2 separate regions of the Homo sapiens genome follow, and region 1 is linked to region 2. Evidence: chromatin contacts called from ENCODE Hi-C or POLR2A ChIA-PET data. All regions are on one chromosome and are shown on one strand. Each heading gives the region's core, a stretch centred on a gene start or an enhancer-like site at or near the end of the contact. The rest is flanking DNA. Distances are from core to core; before and after follow the strand shown.

The links. A loop is a pair of places that touch in the nucleus more often than their neighbours do. ChIA-PET counts read pairs that join two places held with the same protein, here RNA polymerase II (POLR2A).
Region 1: a loop to region 2 is called in a map of Calu3, with 2.7 times the contacts of the local background. The contact joins two enhancer-like sites. A Hi-C loop is called at or near these places in 4 of 168 maps with a recorded cell type or tissue (Calu3, GM12878, HCT116 and 1 more). POLR2A ChIA-PET finds 5 or more read pairs at or near these places in 2 of 52 experiments (H1 and PC-9).

Annotation. Positions count from the first base shown.
Region 1 is chr1:117,266,942-117,272,024 of GRCh38, forward strand. No RefSeq gene overlaps it. Among named protein-coding and RNA genes, the nearest start is that of LINC01525, 26 kb to the right of the region's middle. RefSeq lists a silencer at 1,706-2,000 and an enhancer at 1,962-2,480. Within about 2 kb of position 2,195, at least 3 of the 41 ENCODE cell types and tissues checked have a DNase peak (open chromatin) inside an H3K27ac peak, as active enhancers do; they include PC-9, where a contact is called at or near this core.
Region 2 is chr1:117,228,172-117,233,408 of GRCh38, forward strand. No RefSeq gene overlaps it. Among named protein-coding and RNA genes, the nearest start is that of VTCN1, 20 kb to the left of the region's middle. Within about 2 kb of position 3,945, at least 4 of the 41 ENCODE cell types and tissues checked have a DNase peak (open chromatin) inside an H3K27ac peak, as active enhancers do; they include PC-9, where a contact is called at or near this core.

The DNA of each region.
Region 1 (5,083 bases), core at 945-3,444, 37 kb after region 2:
CCTCAATTGGTATCTGGCTCTCAGAAGAGTTTCTATTGGGTCCACATCCTAAAACCTGCTCATTCCTGGGAGATACCAGGAAGTCATGCCTGAGGTCTCATTTTCAGACAAGCAACAGAACATAAGGTTGCACACACCACCTTTGCTAAAGAGACAATAAGGCTTATTCAAAGAAGCCAATGAAACATACACTCAGAGATGGTGACAGGCCAGAGGGAATTAAGAGACCTGCAGAGGCACAAAAGAGGAGATAAGTAAAATGTATTACGAAGGAGTTTTCTTGGCACTTTGCCTGATCTACTGACTTATTTTTATTTCTTACAGTGCAGTTTTGTGGATAACTATTTATTTTCATGACTGCTTTAATTGGAGAAACAGGTTCACTTTGTTGTGATAAGGTTTGTGTTTCAAAAGCAAGGAAGAAAGTAGAAAACAATACAGTTCCTGTGAGTTCCTCTGAATGCACTGAAAGATTGTGCAATTCTCTCTAATATAGTTCCCAGTGATATTTTTTGGGGTGAGGCATTTGCTCTGGAAAAGAATGGTTTAAGTAGTTCCTATTATGGTTTCTAAATAAAGAGCCAAGCCCTGAACTGACCCCTGAACTAATGTGACAGAAAGCTCTGGCATTCAAAATGGCTGCAGTGCTTTGGGCCACACCTCTCTTCACTGGGCCGGGTCCATAACCTTCCAGCTGCTCTGAACCTGAGCCGGAGTTGTTTGCTAATTACCTATTCGTTTGCACCCATTGTCCACTGCCAGAAGATACACCTCCAAAGTCAGTTTCTCTTGTGAAAATTTGACTAACAAGCAGTGGCATATTAGAATTTCAGAGCTGACACCCACCTGACAACATCAACTCCAATCTCTCCTTCTTATAGGTACAGGGAAAGAAAGTGACTCAATGTGGCTCATGTAACCAGCCTGTGGCAGAACCTGGAGTCAATCCCAGGTCTATGGTCACTTCCAGCACTTCCCATGCCACCTCTTTATCCTGCCCTCTCCCTTGGAGATGAACTGACTTTGGAATTAACCATAAATTACCTGCCACAAACCCTCAGCAGCTTACACTTGAGTTCTCTGTTCCTAACCAACCCAAGCTATGGTATTGGCACAGAATTCTGTTTCTAGGGCTATGCCAGGTCAGGGGTACACACAGCACCCAAAAATCATGCTATAGAAGGCTATAATGCAAGTCTGGCTCTTCTGGAGCAGGTACATGAATGGAGCCAGCCTGCCATACTAGGTTCTATGGGAAACTGGGAGCACATGCCCCATGTAGCAGGGAAGCCAATACTTACCTCCAATAGCCAGGAGCCTTTGGGATTGAGGACCCAGTGTTGCCAGTCATAGCTATTTTTAAGAGATGTTAGAATTTTGTTTGTTTATATGTGAAATCACTTGCATTTTAAATATTGGCTCAGATTTTTAAATGTCTTTTAAAACACTGGCAGGCTAAACAAAATCCAGCCCATGGGCTGCCAATTCATCCTCTGCAGCATAGTAACAGTGAGGGATGAATGCTAAAGCCAGGCAGACCAGTGTGAATCCTGGCTCAGACCCTTGGTATGGCCATGGGTAAGGGAACCTCCCAGCCCTTCTACCTCCTAGCACTAATGGTCCAATCTCATAGCATTCTTGGGAAGACTGCAGTAATATAGGTGAAGCACTTAATGTGCTGCCAGTTACATCAGTACGCAAGAAAAGTTAGCACCGCCATTATAATAACCCTGAATCATAAAGACCTGAATGCCCTTAGTCAGAGCACCACCCAGAAAGCTCTCTAAGGCAAAGCCAGCACTCGTCTGCTAAAAGCCCTCTGTCCCTCTCAGCTAATTTCTGAACCAGTATCTTCCATGGCTTTGTGATCCCTGCTGGGAATTCAATGTTAAGGTAACATAGCAGCTTGTCATGTACTTCCCTGTGGCGTTTCTCTCTGGGGAGACAGAGACAAATGGAAAGAATGGACAAGGCGGGCTGCTCAAAGCACTCTGGATAGCCTTGGAGGATGCATGGACAGAGGAAAGCCCAGCTTCAGCCAGGAGGCCCCAGGGTGTTTGTTCCAGCAGATAAACATCCTTCCAGGAACAGTTTAGATCATCTGATATAAAAAAGTGGCCTCTGACCCAAGGCAGTTTTGTTCTGTTCTTTCTCAGCCAGTCAAGTGTAAGTGAAGAATGTGGCTGAGATTGGGATCTGGCCTGGAGTGCCTCACAGGGGGACACGACGGTTTAAATGCGGCTGAACCTTCTTTGGAATGCTGCCTGACTGGTGCTTCAGGTGTTACTTAAATTCTTAGCAAAGACAAAAGGAATCGAAAACAAGGTATACTAAACTGACCATTGTGCTATAGGGGCCTAAGGAAAGCTTCCCCTCCCCACTCTAAAATTTCACTGAGGGCCGGGGGCGGTGGCTCACCCCTGTAATCCCAGCACTGTAGGAGGCTGAGGAGGGCAGATCACCATGAATATTCAGTGTGAATATTCATGTGAGGAGTTTGAGACCAGCCTGGCCAACATAGTGAAACCCTATCTCTTCTAAAAATACAAAAATTAGCCGGGCATGGTGGCAGGCACCTGTAGTCCAGCTACTCTTGAGGCTGAGGCAGGAGAATCTCTTGAACCCGGGAGGCAGAAGTTGCAGTGAGCCGAGATTATGCCACTACACTCCAGCCTGGGTGACAGAGACTCTGCCTCAAAAAAAAAAAAAAAAAAAAATTTCATTGAAAAATCAACTCACAAAAGGCAGATTGATTGAAGAAAAGGCATACAAATTTATTAACATGCACACAGAATGAATTGCAGAGTGATTACCCCACCCCAACGGGATTCAGAAACTTATGTACCATCCTGGCAAAATAGGTTATGGGGTGATGGAGAAGAGAAATTCTGTTATGGGAATTGCTGGAGAGAATGAACGGTTCAAGGAACAGAGATGAACTTGTATGTTATCTTGTGAAAGGATCTGTTCAGGATCTCAGACAGATGAAGAAACTTCTTTTTTTTTCTTTTTAGTAGAGATGGGGTTTCACCATGTTGGCCAGGCTGGTCCTGAGCTCCTGGCCTCAAGTGATCCGCCCACCTCGACCTCCCAAACTGCTGGAATTACAGGCGTGAGAGACCATGTCTGGCCAGATAAATGAACTTCAACATCATCCTGTCTTTGGGACAGACTGGGGGGGCCAGATGGGGAAGATCAGAGAGACCTTGAGGCTTCTTCAGTTAAGTATGTCAATGAGCATATTTTGAGGTATCAGTTTGTGAGCCCCAACAATGTTTTGGTATAGGGGGTCTTACGGAAATGCAGGGAAATTTGATTTCACTTACCACAGGATCAGAGATGTATTTCTTTCATGGGTACCACAGCTGCTAAACCAAGCAGGTCTTCTCAGGACATAACCCACAGTGAGCATGTTAGGATGCAGGAACATGTGCAGGGCTCTGGCAAGAGGTACTGAAACATTGAAAACGGCCTTGATAGAGTATCTCTCTTTGAAAGAGGTTTAAAAAAGATACACTAAAAGTTATTTTGCTTAACACTGTCCATATAAACCAAAGAGGGCATTGAAATTACCAATGGCCCTGTATCTCTTGGGCAACAGATAAGGCCTATTTTCAAGATATATCTTTCCGTAGATCCTACTGTCCTGAATAATTTGTAGATTCCTGATGTATTGAATATTGAGAAATGCTTTTTAGTCTATGTCCAGTTATTTTCATGGATGTTGAAGAAAATAGACTAAGAGGAAGGGTTTAATATTTATGCAGCTACAAGTGTCCATTTTTCCCCCAGAAAATATACTACATAACACACACACTCTTTTCTTTTTTTTGGCATTATACAATTCTCTTCTCAGTGCTACAAAAGAACTAATTATTCACAGCAAGGAAAGCATGCTGTAATATAGTTGCAAGGGGCATTTTGTCTAGTTGTTAATTAGCCAAGTTTTTGGTGTCAGACAGAATTGAGTTTCAAATCTCACTCCACCACTTCCTAGATTTGAACTTGGGCAAATTATTTAGCCTTTCTAATCTTAGTTTCTCATAGCTATAAAATGAAGCTAATAACAGGATCTCTGCAAAGATTGTTATGAAAATTAAATGAGCTAATAGTTATATAGCATTTAGCAGGATTTGGCACATAATAGTGCTAAATCAATGGTAACTATTGTGAAACCAGAAAATCTGAGACAGATCTCGGTTAATTTAGAAAGTTTATTTTGCCAAGGTTGAGGATGCACTGGGACACAGCCTCAGGAAGTCCTGATGATATGTGCCCAAGGTGACCGGGGCACAGCTTGGTTTTATACATTTTAGGGAGACATGAGGTATCAGTCAATATATGTAAGAAGTACGTTCGTTCCATCCAGAAAGGTAGGGACAACTCAAAGCAAGGCCCCCCCACTGGGGGCTTCCAGATCACAGGTAGGTGAGAGACAGATGGTTGCATTCTTTTGAGTTTCTGGTAAGTCTTTCCGAAAGAGGCAATCAGAATATACACCTATCTCTGTGAGCAGAGGGATGACTTTGAATAGACTGGGAGGCAGATTTGCCCTGAGCAGTTCCCAGCTTGAAGGGGCCCAAGATATTTTCCTTTCACACTATTATTAAAATTTCCCTCCAATTTAACTCTTTCAATAAAACTCACATAACCAGTGTTTTCTTAAGGTGAGGTATACCTGTACTCAAGATGTGCTTAAATTCTGGTGAAGGAATGTTGAAAGAAATAAACAATTTCCTATGCCACTCAAAAGACCACAAGGATGGCTAAATAGTAGAAAGGCAAGTTTACTGGCAACATCAGTTTGCAAAACGGGAAGAGTCAGTCTTCAGTGTGTACCAACGGTATCCTCTCTTTGAAAAGGGAAAGGGCAGGTTGGGTTTTATGCCTCACAGGATCTGTATTACATAATAGTCATACATATTTAGCAGGTCTGGGGGGAAAGCCATACTTCTTTATGAGAGGAGTTGAGTGCATGCACAATGGGCAAACATATATATATAACACGCATCTCATGTTCATGTAGGGGCAGGGTTTTAGTATTAAAATGCGGTAGAGTTTGGCCCTTTACGACAAAAGGTAA
Region 2 (5,237 bases), core at 2,695-5,194:
CTCAGGAGTGGGTTCCTCAATGCCTGATGGGCACAGAAATTCATCCCCATTTGTAGACTTGCTCATGCAATGCTTCCAGTGGATGGCCTCCTTTTCTTTTCTTCTTCTTTTTTTTTTTTTTTTGAGAGGGAATCTCGCTCTGTCGCCCAGGCTGGAGTGCAGTGGCATGATCTCGGCTTACTGCAACTTCCGTCTCCCAGGTTCAAGTGATTCTCCTTCCTCAGCCTCCCAAGTAGCTGGGATTACAGGTGCCCACCACCATGCCTGCCTAATTTTTGTATTTTTAGTAGAGATGGGGTTTCACCGTGTTGGCCAGGCTGGTCTCGAACCCCTGACCTCAGGTGATCCACCCGCCTCAGCCTCCCAAAGTGCTGGGATTATAGGCGTGAACCACCGCGTCCGGCCTGGCCTACTTTTCTTCTCTCTCCCTTCCCAAATGTTGCTGGTCCTTGCAAGCCCATATCAAATCCAACTTTTCATTTGCAGACTTTCATGACCACACCCTTAGCAATGACTTCTTCCTTCTTCATTATCCTTTTGTGTCTATATGCTTATTTCCTTAAATAATATTTACCTCCTCATGGTGAGAAACTTTATTCATCTTTGTAAATGAAATAAGGTATATAAAAGGCCTAGCTCAGAGTTTGGTACACAGAAAACAATACTCAACAAATGGTGGTTCTGTCGGTCTCCCTCACAGCCCCTAACATAATGCCTTGTCCCTGGTAGCCGCTCCACAAATGATTGCTTATTAAAAGCATAGCTGTCTTCAGTGACCATGGGACACACAATAGAGAGGGAGAACTTAGCTTGGGGAGGCAAACTTCCAGGTAAGAAACTGACAATTATGAATTCAGAAATGCTGGTCCAATATAATCACTCCCAGAACTTGTGGCCCTATCAGAAAATCATGTTGCCCCACTCTGCTGTGGCTTCCCATAATGAGAGATGTACCCATCTCCCAGTGGGCGGTCTTAGACACAGATGACTAAGGCCACATCCACCCAATCCAAATAACTGATGATGGGTTTGGCCCAATGATTGTGGAAAGACCCCAGTTAATTCAGATTCATAGACTTATTGAAGAAGATTTACTGTGTGTCAGAGATGCTCATACATGCTGTCTAATTTGATCTTTCTAACAAGCCACGAAATCAGAATGCTTATCTCTGTCTCATAGATGAGAGACCTTGGCATCAATCATGCCAGGATCCATCAATCATCTATGTAGCATGTACCAAGCACCTCAGGAGGTACAATTATAAGATTCAATTGCTGTTCTTGGGAAGCTCCGATTTAGTAGGAAAGTGCCTTATACACGTAAAAAGAAAATGACTATCCTGAAATCAGCTACATGACAGATCAAAAGCCTCTCAGGTTGGAAGGAAGGAAGGGAGGGAGAGAGAAAGAAAAAAATGAAGGGAGATATAAAGGGAGGAAAGGGGTTGGAATGGTAGTTAGGCAGAATAATCTGCCACCCCAAACATTTGTGAGGGACACAAAAGTGGGATGAAGCCCCAAACCCTCTTTTTACTGCTTCCATAGTCCCTGGATTGGTGGCATCATAAGAATCTTCGGTAAATGTGGGCACTTTCTGTGACTTCCTTTCTTCTCCTTTCCTCTCTTTCACTGGTCATCGCAGCCAGCTTTTACTTCAATTTGTCTTTCATCATCATACCTCTTTCCCCATGTCCCCCAACACCCCATAACTCCCTTCTTACCAAAACCAGAACCAAACCAAAGCAGGCTATCAAGCATCTTAGCCTTATGGGATATTCTTGGCTCGTGGCCTTCCTGAGGTAGAGCCATCAGTGTCACTGAGTCTGAAAGGGAAGAGGGTTTGACAGCAGTCAGTCCTGTTGAGTCTGCTTCCAACCACTCCACCCAAGGGGCACTTGAGCAGCAATGGGTGGAGGGGATGTGGGAGAAGAACCAGTATCTTGCTATCCTAGGCAGCACCAAAGCTTCCCTCACTTGCTTTCAGCCTGCTGGGTGAGTGAAGATCAAGGATTAGCAATGGGCAACAGAAGCTATGAACTCTCTTCTGAAGTACCTCGCAGGCTCCTCGATACTCTTATCACCAAGTCTGTTATTCACACAGTGGCAGCCACAGTGATCAAATGCATAAGGCAGATCACATCATGTACTTCCTAACAACCCTCCAGTCGTTTCCCACTTGAGCTAAACTGTCCTGGCCTATGAGGTCTGCATTCATCTGGCACCTGTTACCATGTCATTACTGCATCCTCTCATCTTGTCATCTGTAAAATGGGAATGAGCATGGCTGCTTTTAGAACGAAACAAGATGACGTATGTCACACACAGACACACACACCATCACCACCACCAGGCCATCATGGTAGAATCTGAATAGTAAGAAATGATTAAATTGAGATTTGCAGCCATGCGGAGAACGATAGAATCAGGTACCTAGTAGATGTGAAAGGGTCAAGTTAATGGCATGGTTAATCCATCTTTGAACAAGACAATTGGACAAAAGTCTGGCATAGAGAAGTGAATGATGGAGAGAATGGAAACTTGAGGCACTAACAAGTGACAGGTTGAACTGTAGTCTCCAAACTGTGACCCATAAGGAGTGGCTGGTCTAAGATTTTTAGAAAAGCAAAAACGTTTTTACGAGTTGCCTAACCCTTAAGCTGGCGGGCCACTAGTATCTAATAAGCTCCATCACACAAGCACAACAGCTGTGTAACTGCTTGCTATGGTTTGGGTATTTGTCCCCACTCAAATCTCATGCTGAATTGTAATCCCCAGTGCTGGAGGTGGGGTCTGGTGGAGGCGTTTGATCATGGGGGAGAATCCCCCATGGCTTGGTGCTGTCCTTGTGATAGTGAGTTCCAGGGAGATCTGGTCACTTAAAAGTCTGTGGCACCTCCCCTCATTCTCTCTTGCTTGCTCCTGCTTTTCCATGTGATGTGTCTGCCCCCTCTTTGCCGTCTACCATGAGTAAAAGCTCCCTGAGGCCTTCCTAGAAGCCAAGCAGATGCCAGAGCTATGCTTCCTGTACAGTCTGCAGAACCATGAGCCAATTAAACCTCTTTTCTTATTAATTACCCAGTCTCAGGTATTTCTTTCTAGCAATGCAAGAATGGCCTAACACACTGCTTCTGCCTGGTCTAACACTAGCTGGCTTTTATACATTAATGATGATATTTGAGCCTGAGTGTAATTCTATAACCTTTCATCCTACCCAAGTTTCATCTTGAAACTGGGCATTGTGGGGGATCCTGACAAATAGAATAATTGGTATCAACTGAACATCTGTATGTACTTGGTCCCTGCCAGAACTTGTAGGGCAAGCATGGACCATTTGAATTCCCATAATTATGAATAAAGGATTCATGTGGTCCACACCCAGGTATCTGTGGTCATGTGGCTTGCTACTAAGAAAACTGGGCGTGCCTCTTCACTAGTTAAAAGCCATCACGTTTGGAATAAATAATAAACATTTACCTGCTTCTATATTTCTTGAGGTCTGATAACACATTTTGAATAATTTTGTATGTGGGCTCATTGTATCTTTCAGGCCTAATTTCTGACAGTGTCATTTCCCATCTGGGTTTTGATTCTAGAAAGTCAAACCCTGCAGTAACTGCTATTGGCACCCAGTGTTCACCTTGGTCCCTGGTCTGATCACAAGATACTCTACACATTCCAAGCTAAAGTCTGAGATCACTGTTCAATAGTCAAAGGAGTCTAGTTCCTTAAAAAATGCTGGGTGCCTTTCTAGTATGGGGAGTGGGGGAAGAGACTGTTTTAGAAGCACATGAGGAAGTTGCTACTCAGTTTGATTATGTTAGGCAAACAGAAATTAGTTAACTGGCAGGAAAACACAAAGCCAAGTTGGAATCTCAAGCTGAAACCATGGTTTCAAGTGACTATTTGTTACTCCCTGAAATTGCAGCCCCAGACTATTTCCTTCTTTCCATCAGAGCCAAGGCCGATGACCTGCCAGGGCCTTGTAAATCATTCTCTTACTCCAACAATAAAGCCCATAGTTTATTTCTGGGCTTGCCATCCACGAGCTACAAGAAAACACACTCCAAGCTGACTCCATTGCTGTCAGGCCTCTTTGCAGTGGTTACGATTAGATGAGAGGGGCCACTTGACCTGCAGCTGGATTGGCTGGCCAGTGGCTCTTGTTGCGGTTAATTCAAGAAGCAGGAAAGCAGACATCATACAAGGAGCTCTGACCAAAAGCTTTAGAGGGCTGTTCAAGGAACGCAGGGACTGTGTGTTTATGGTTGGATTTCACCTCAAACACTGATCTGTTGTGTGACTTTGAGGAAGTCCCTTCACCTTTCTGTGCCTCAGTTTCTTCATCTGTAACATTACCCTAGTGATGAGTTTTATACCACGTACTTGAGTCTAAACTTTTAAAACCAGGGACCCAGCTAACATCCCATTGGTTTCTCTTCAGAAAGGTATGGTCTTTTCCATGCAGATTACACTCCATTTCCCAAATACAATGGACTGCTTTACAGTTTGGATGATTAGATTTACTGGCTCATTACAGTTTTAAAAATAGAACAAGTCACACAGAACTACAAATTTAGCCCCTGAGGCTGATTGTGTTGGCAGGCAAAGAGGCAGCACTTTCTTTCCTCTTTCAGGATTTGACCTGAACACACGGGTTGTATGGCATTTGAGGGATTCATATGTGGTCAAGCCTCCAACCTTTAAGTATCAGAGCATAGGAGGAGAGAGGACTGTTGACCCCAAGCTTGGGATTTTCTACAACTGAACCCTTGTTCTACTACCTCTTTTCCTGCTGGCTGCCCTCTGTCCTCCCTTGTGCAACGAAATCTTAGTTCTCTTTCAGGGCTTCAAAAGCCTCCTCCATGTTGCCTTCCCTGGGCCTTCCTCCTCCTTCCCTCTGCGGGAAGGGCTCTCCCTTCTCTTTCCCCTCTATAAGCACCCATTTGTGCTATACATGTAAATTATATCACAATGCTTTGTACCATGGATGTTTGTGCCTAGGTTTCATTCTCTTCCTTGAGGTCAGGGACATTGTCTGTGATGTTAGATCCCTTATAGTACCCAGACAGGGCTTTGTCTATAATAGGAAAATGGATAAACAAGAAAATGGAGGACTTTGGGCATGAGGATTCACTGACCTGGTTCTCCTTGTCTTTCTGTCTTGCATGTCATGAACCTCACTGCATCCACTCTGTTTTTAGATCTCACTGAGTTCATGTGTTCAACCATACACCTTA